2 separate regions of the Homo sapiens genome follow, and region 1 is linked to region 2. A link is an interaction called in ENCODE POLR2A ChIA-PET data of the cell type or tissue named here. Cell type or tissue: CD4-positive, alpha-beta T cell. All regions are shown on one strand.

What was found. Peaks named below come from ENCODE experiments on the same cell type or tissue, not always from the same donor. Only the 100,000 strongest peaks of a DNase experiment are listed, where the experiment ranks them.
Region 1: POLR2A ChIA-PET joins it to region 2 with 13 read pairs; 4 of 35 experiments call an interaction of 5 or more read pairs at or near these places.

Annotation. Positions count from the first base shown.
Region 1 is chr15:41,935,587-41,938,086 of GRCh38, reverse strand. All of the region lies in intron 3 of EHD4 (EH domain containing 4), which reads left to right. Among named protein-coding and RNA genes, the nearest start is that of EHD4-AS1, 15 kb to the right of the region's middle. RefSeq lists an enhancer at 743-802. In CD4-positive, alpha-beta T cell, CTCF peaks have their summits at 433 and 635; DNase peaks (open chromatin) are centred at 686, 1,296, 2,046 and 2,426; H3K4me3 peaks cover 529 bases; H3K27ac peaks cover 2,500 bases.
Region 2 is chr15:41,659,316-41,661,815 of GRCh38, reverse strand. MGA (MAX dimerization protein MGA) reads right to left here and starts at 1,411. Exons shown (of 24, transcript NM_001400225.1): 1 at 1,291-1,411. In CD4-positive, alpha-beta T cell, no CTCF peak of the experiment used is centred here; DNase peaks (open chromatin) are centred at 1,055 and 1,385; H3K4me3 peaks cover 2,053 bases; H3K27ac peaks cover 1,983 bases.

The DNA of each region.
Region 1 (2,500 bases), 280 kb before region 2:
CCAAACTTTGTTTCATGCACAAAATTATTTTAAATGTTCTGTAAAATTACCTTTAGGCCATCTGTGTATGGTGTCTATGAAACATAAATGAATTTAGTGTTTAGGCTTGGGTCCCTTTCCCAAGATCTCTCATTATATATGTATGTGCAGATATTCCCCAATCAGAAAATCTGAAATCCAAAACACTTCCAGTCCCAACCTTTTCGGATAAGGTTTACTCAACCCATATCTCAAAAGAATCGACAGAGCTAGGAAATGGGGCCTGGACATCCAAGCTGTGACTAAGAGGGGTGCAGAAAAAAATGAAAAAGGCACCAGCAGACCACAATCAGGGAAGTACAAATGCATCCACTTTTGAACTTTGAAGACAAAAGACCGGATTTTGAAGCTTGCTCGGGAAAGGAGAGAGAACACTTAGAGATGTCCAGATAAGAATGACTTCCCCTCTCAGGCTTTGGTAACAAGAAGGATTTGAGAGGAAAACACACACATATGCAAAAAAGAAATGAGTCTTTTTTCCTAAAAGACCAAGAACCCTCAGTTCCCTTCCATTGCTCTATGTGTCTATCCTTCTGAAAGGCTGTTGATCAGAGCCTGGCTGGAGAGATGGGTGAGCTCTCTAGCCAGCCAAGGCAGGGCGCTGTAGGCCAGCGTGCAGACAAACTGAGACGAAGACATGACACTCTTACCACAGCCTCTGCCTAGCACCGAGTCGAGGGAGAGAGAACTGTGGCTGCCCTTCCTGTTGATATCTCTTCTAGACAACAGAAAGAGTGTATGAAAGAACAGAGAGAGATATGTGAGCTCAGGGCCCTTGGAGGAACGGAAGCTGTGCATGTGGCTGGAACATGGGTCCATGGCAGGTGGGCGCATGTGGCAGGAGACTCGAATTTGTCCTGAAGGCCACATGGAATACTGAGGGGTAGGAGGTATGGGAGGACGTGGTGGAGAATTCTGTAGAATAGAACATGCAGCCACAGGCGTGGATCATGAAGCCATTTTTTTATTTAGAGTTTGCATTCAGTGACCTGACTCTGAGCTTTGTCTGGATTTGGCAGTGACAGAAAAGTGTCCATCCCTGGAGGCTGGGGCCCAGCCCTGATGATTTGTTGGCAGATCCTGTTTTCCAGCCAGGGCTAAGGCCAGTCTGAGGTTGGGTTGTGAGGTCCTGGACATCACTAGCCACTTGGGCCTCTAGCAGGAAATCCTGATTTCTTTTTGTTTCGGGGAAGTTTTGACAAACGCATCCAGACTCCTTTTCCGCTGGTGCCACGGGAAATTCCACACCACAAGTGTTACTGCTTCCGGCCCTGATGTGAGCATATCGCCACTGTGACTCACAACAGCGTTCGCCAGCCCCGGCAGCTAGTTTGAGTTTTTGTTAATACATCAAATGCATTATTGATTGTGAGAAATGACTGTTTTTATCTAAACTTGAAACCTTGACTTTTAGATGAAAAACAAAAAATTTTATTTGATGGGGAGAAGGACACTTCACTTACTTTGCATATAGAGCATTTCATATTTATGTTTATGATATAAAACATTTCACGGGATATCTCAGACATTGGGATACAGAGATTAATCAGAGAAAAACATTTGCTCCTTACTCTTTTGAGTAATAATAATAATAGCTAATACTCTCATAGTGCATTGTTAAGTGCTTTCCACATATTATTAACTCATTTGCTCCTCACAAAAGCTCTGTGAGGTAGGAGCAATTATCCCATTTTATAGAAGAGAAGACTGAGGCACAGAGAGCTTAAGAAATTTGCTGACAATCATGTAGCAAGTATGGTAGCTTGTCTTCAAAGATACTGCCTCCTCCCACCACCACGCCAAGACCTGTGCCTCCCAGCATTCGTGCCTTGGGAGTCTTCTCTTCATGAGTCTGGATTGACCTTCTGACTCACTTTTGATCAGTAGAATTCTGCAAAAGTGATACTTCATGATTTCCTAAGGCTAGGTCATAAGAAGCCCTGCAGGTTCCACCTAAATCTCTACAAGTGTTCATTCTGTGGAAAGCCGAATGCCATCTAAAAAGTCCAACTACTCTTAGTAGTTGTCATACTGTGACTGAGACGGCCATTCTGTGAGGGAAGCCCAAGCTAGTCACAAGGAGAGGCCAAGAGGCCCAGGCAGCCTCCTTGGCTGGTCCAGCTGAGATGTGAGTAAAGGGGCCATCACAGAACCAGCTCAGTTGAGCTGTCAGGTAACTCCAGCCCCAACCACTGTCTGACTATCACCTTCTGACAGACCCCAAGCGAGAACCCAACTGAGCCCAGTCAACCCACAGAACCTCCAGAGAAAATAGAAGTTATTGTTTAAGCCACTACATTTTAAGGTGGCTGATGACCAAAATAGCCAATAAGTGGTTGAGTGGGATTGAAACCAGGCAGTCTGGTTCCAGAGTGCGTGCTGTTAACCACAAGAGGCGTGGATGCAAACCAGGGCAAAATACAGCTGCCAGTCACACACACGGAGAAGGCAGCAAACCCCA
Region 2 (2,500 bases):
CCCAGCAGCCGTCACGCCGCCCCCAGGCACTTTCCCTGCAGCCTAGCCGCGGCATCGTGCCCAAAAAGAACGAACAGAGCAAGCAGTTGTTAACCAGGGACTCAGCCGCATAAGCCTGGCAAGCTCTACAACAACACGCGCGGGTGGGCTCGAGACTTCTCATGATCCACGTGTTTGCTCCGGCGAGGCGAACCTTGGGAAAGTTATCTTCCCAATAAAAGAGTGCACTTTGGTTTCTCGTGTTGGTCTGCCATCAGTAACCCCTCCTTTCAGACCTCATTTACCCGTTCCTGCTTCCACCCCGGCCAGAGAAAGAAGGCATTCCCAGGGTTCGAAAGGCAAGGCAAAAATCTGTACAGCAAGACACTACCACTTTTGCACTCCCGACCCAGTCTGAAACGATCCCTAGTTTCCCCATATTCTTCTGACACATAGATCCCTCAACTTTGGCTACTGGAGCTTTGGGGGGGCGGTGGGGGGGTGATGTTAATGTCCCAGATACCTTGCACTGAGGGCAGAGACCTACTTGACCATTTAACAGAAACGGGAAACCCCATAAACAGAACTAGGTAAAAGGCTGCCCCACAGAGGAATAAAGAAAATAACACCTGCTCTTCCCACCTGTTTTCCCCTCCCTCATTTCTGCACTTACACACCACCGGTCCTTTGTTTACCAAGTCCCCACTCCTACAGCTCACTTCCTCGCCCTCCTTTATTAAACTTGACGTCCTGCCTCAAACAATTTGGCCGGAAATTACTTGTTAGAAAAGACGTTTGCACAGGTGTCAAAACGCTGCGCCAAGTTCTCAGAAAAGCGACGCCGACACCGTTTCCCTTGGAGTTCTAGAACCACGAGACCTAGGCTCTAAACTGAAAAGCGCGTAAGCGTGGCTCTCGACCTAGAGCCCGGCGCCGGGCGAGAAGTCGTCACGCGGACCGTACCACGCGGAGCGGCACCCCACACACGCGAGGGCAGGGCCGAGCCATGGGCGCTTCTCACCCCTCCCGCCTCGTGGCCGCTCTCTCTGGCGTCGATGTTCCCAGTTAGGTAGCTGAGCGACGCGGAAGTGAGGCCGGGGACGCGCGCGAGGTGACATGCGCAGCCTCGCTCAGGGACCACAGGGGCGCGCCAAAGGCGGCCCTGCGCAAGGCCCGGCCTGGCGAGGGCGTGCGAAGCTCTCTCAGCGGAACGTTTCTCACGCCGTTCAAATACACAAGAGCTTCAAACTCTCGAAAAACTCCAATCGGGCCAGTACTAAGCGATGCCCTCCACCCAGGCCCGAGAGTTACCGTGCGGGGCGTGGCCGGCCTCACCCGGAGTCCTTCACATCCCGCTGGGGGCGGGTTATTCTGTTCGGTTCGCACACCGTGTGTCCGCTCCAGCTGAAGAGCCTGCGCGCGCGCACCGGACGTCCACGTCACCGCGCACGCGCTCCTACCCGCTCGGAGCCCGCCGCGCAGGCGCAAAAGGAGACGCGAGCAGCACCTCCCTGACCCCTCCCCCAACACCAGGAGTCCAAACGGCCCCAGAGCAGCAGCAAGACCCTTGGGACCCGCCCCCCGAGTGGAAGCCGCTGCTTTTCCGGGTCCCTGCAACCCAGAAAAGCCTACTGAAGGTTCTAGAACCAAGAAAGGCGAGGCAGGAGGGAGGCACCTAAACTCCTCAGGCTTGCACACGAAGCCTTCGTGGAAACTGTGAAACCAATGCCCGGCGGGCCTTTCTCAACTGTGCCTTTCACCCTTTCCCTAGGGCTCCTCGCCGGCTCCGCCCCGGCCGCGCCCAGCCCCACCCACACGGGGCTCCGCAGACCCCCAACCTCCACAAGCCCGTCAAATGAATCTGAGGTCTTCCACCCCGGAGTACCGGGGCTTGGACAGCTCCAGAGCATTGGGAAACCTTGAAGCCAAAGACCTTGAGAGACGGATGGTCGAGTTTACAACATCCACAACCGAAGACGACTAGGAAAATGGGGAGGAGACCGAAAGACTCAGTGCGCAGTTGGAAAGCGAAGAGTTGCCACTAAATTGCCGGATATAAAGATGAAAGATATCTTGATAAAACAGGGAAACGATGCAGGAGTGTGTTATCTAAGCTTTAGTGCCTTGATCCTGTGCATTCAATTTTTGTTTCTTCAAGACATTTAAGCTATGAGGTGCAAAGAAAGTATTAGTGAATATCTATTATGTGTCAGGCAGTTGCTGAAGTAAATCAATGGACAGTATTTCTCCTAACCTTCAAAAAGTAGTTTTCTTTCTCCTTCTCTACTCCTTACCAGCTGTTCTTTCTTCTGTGCTCCTGACACCAGTAAAAAGGAAGCGTAGTTTCTTAAAAGGCAAAAAAGAAGTAGGGAGTAGGAGAGCAGATTTTGTGGTCAATGATCCAAAACTGCCTTCTTTGATAAGAATTAGCAAGCACTGAGAACCTACTACGTGACATGCTATGTGACAATACAAAACACTATGAAGGAGAATGAGAAGACTAAGGAAGGAGTCAACAGAA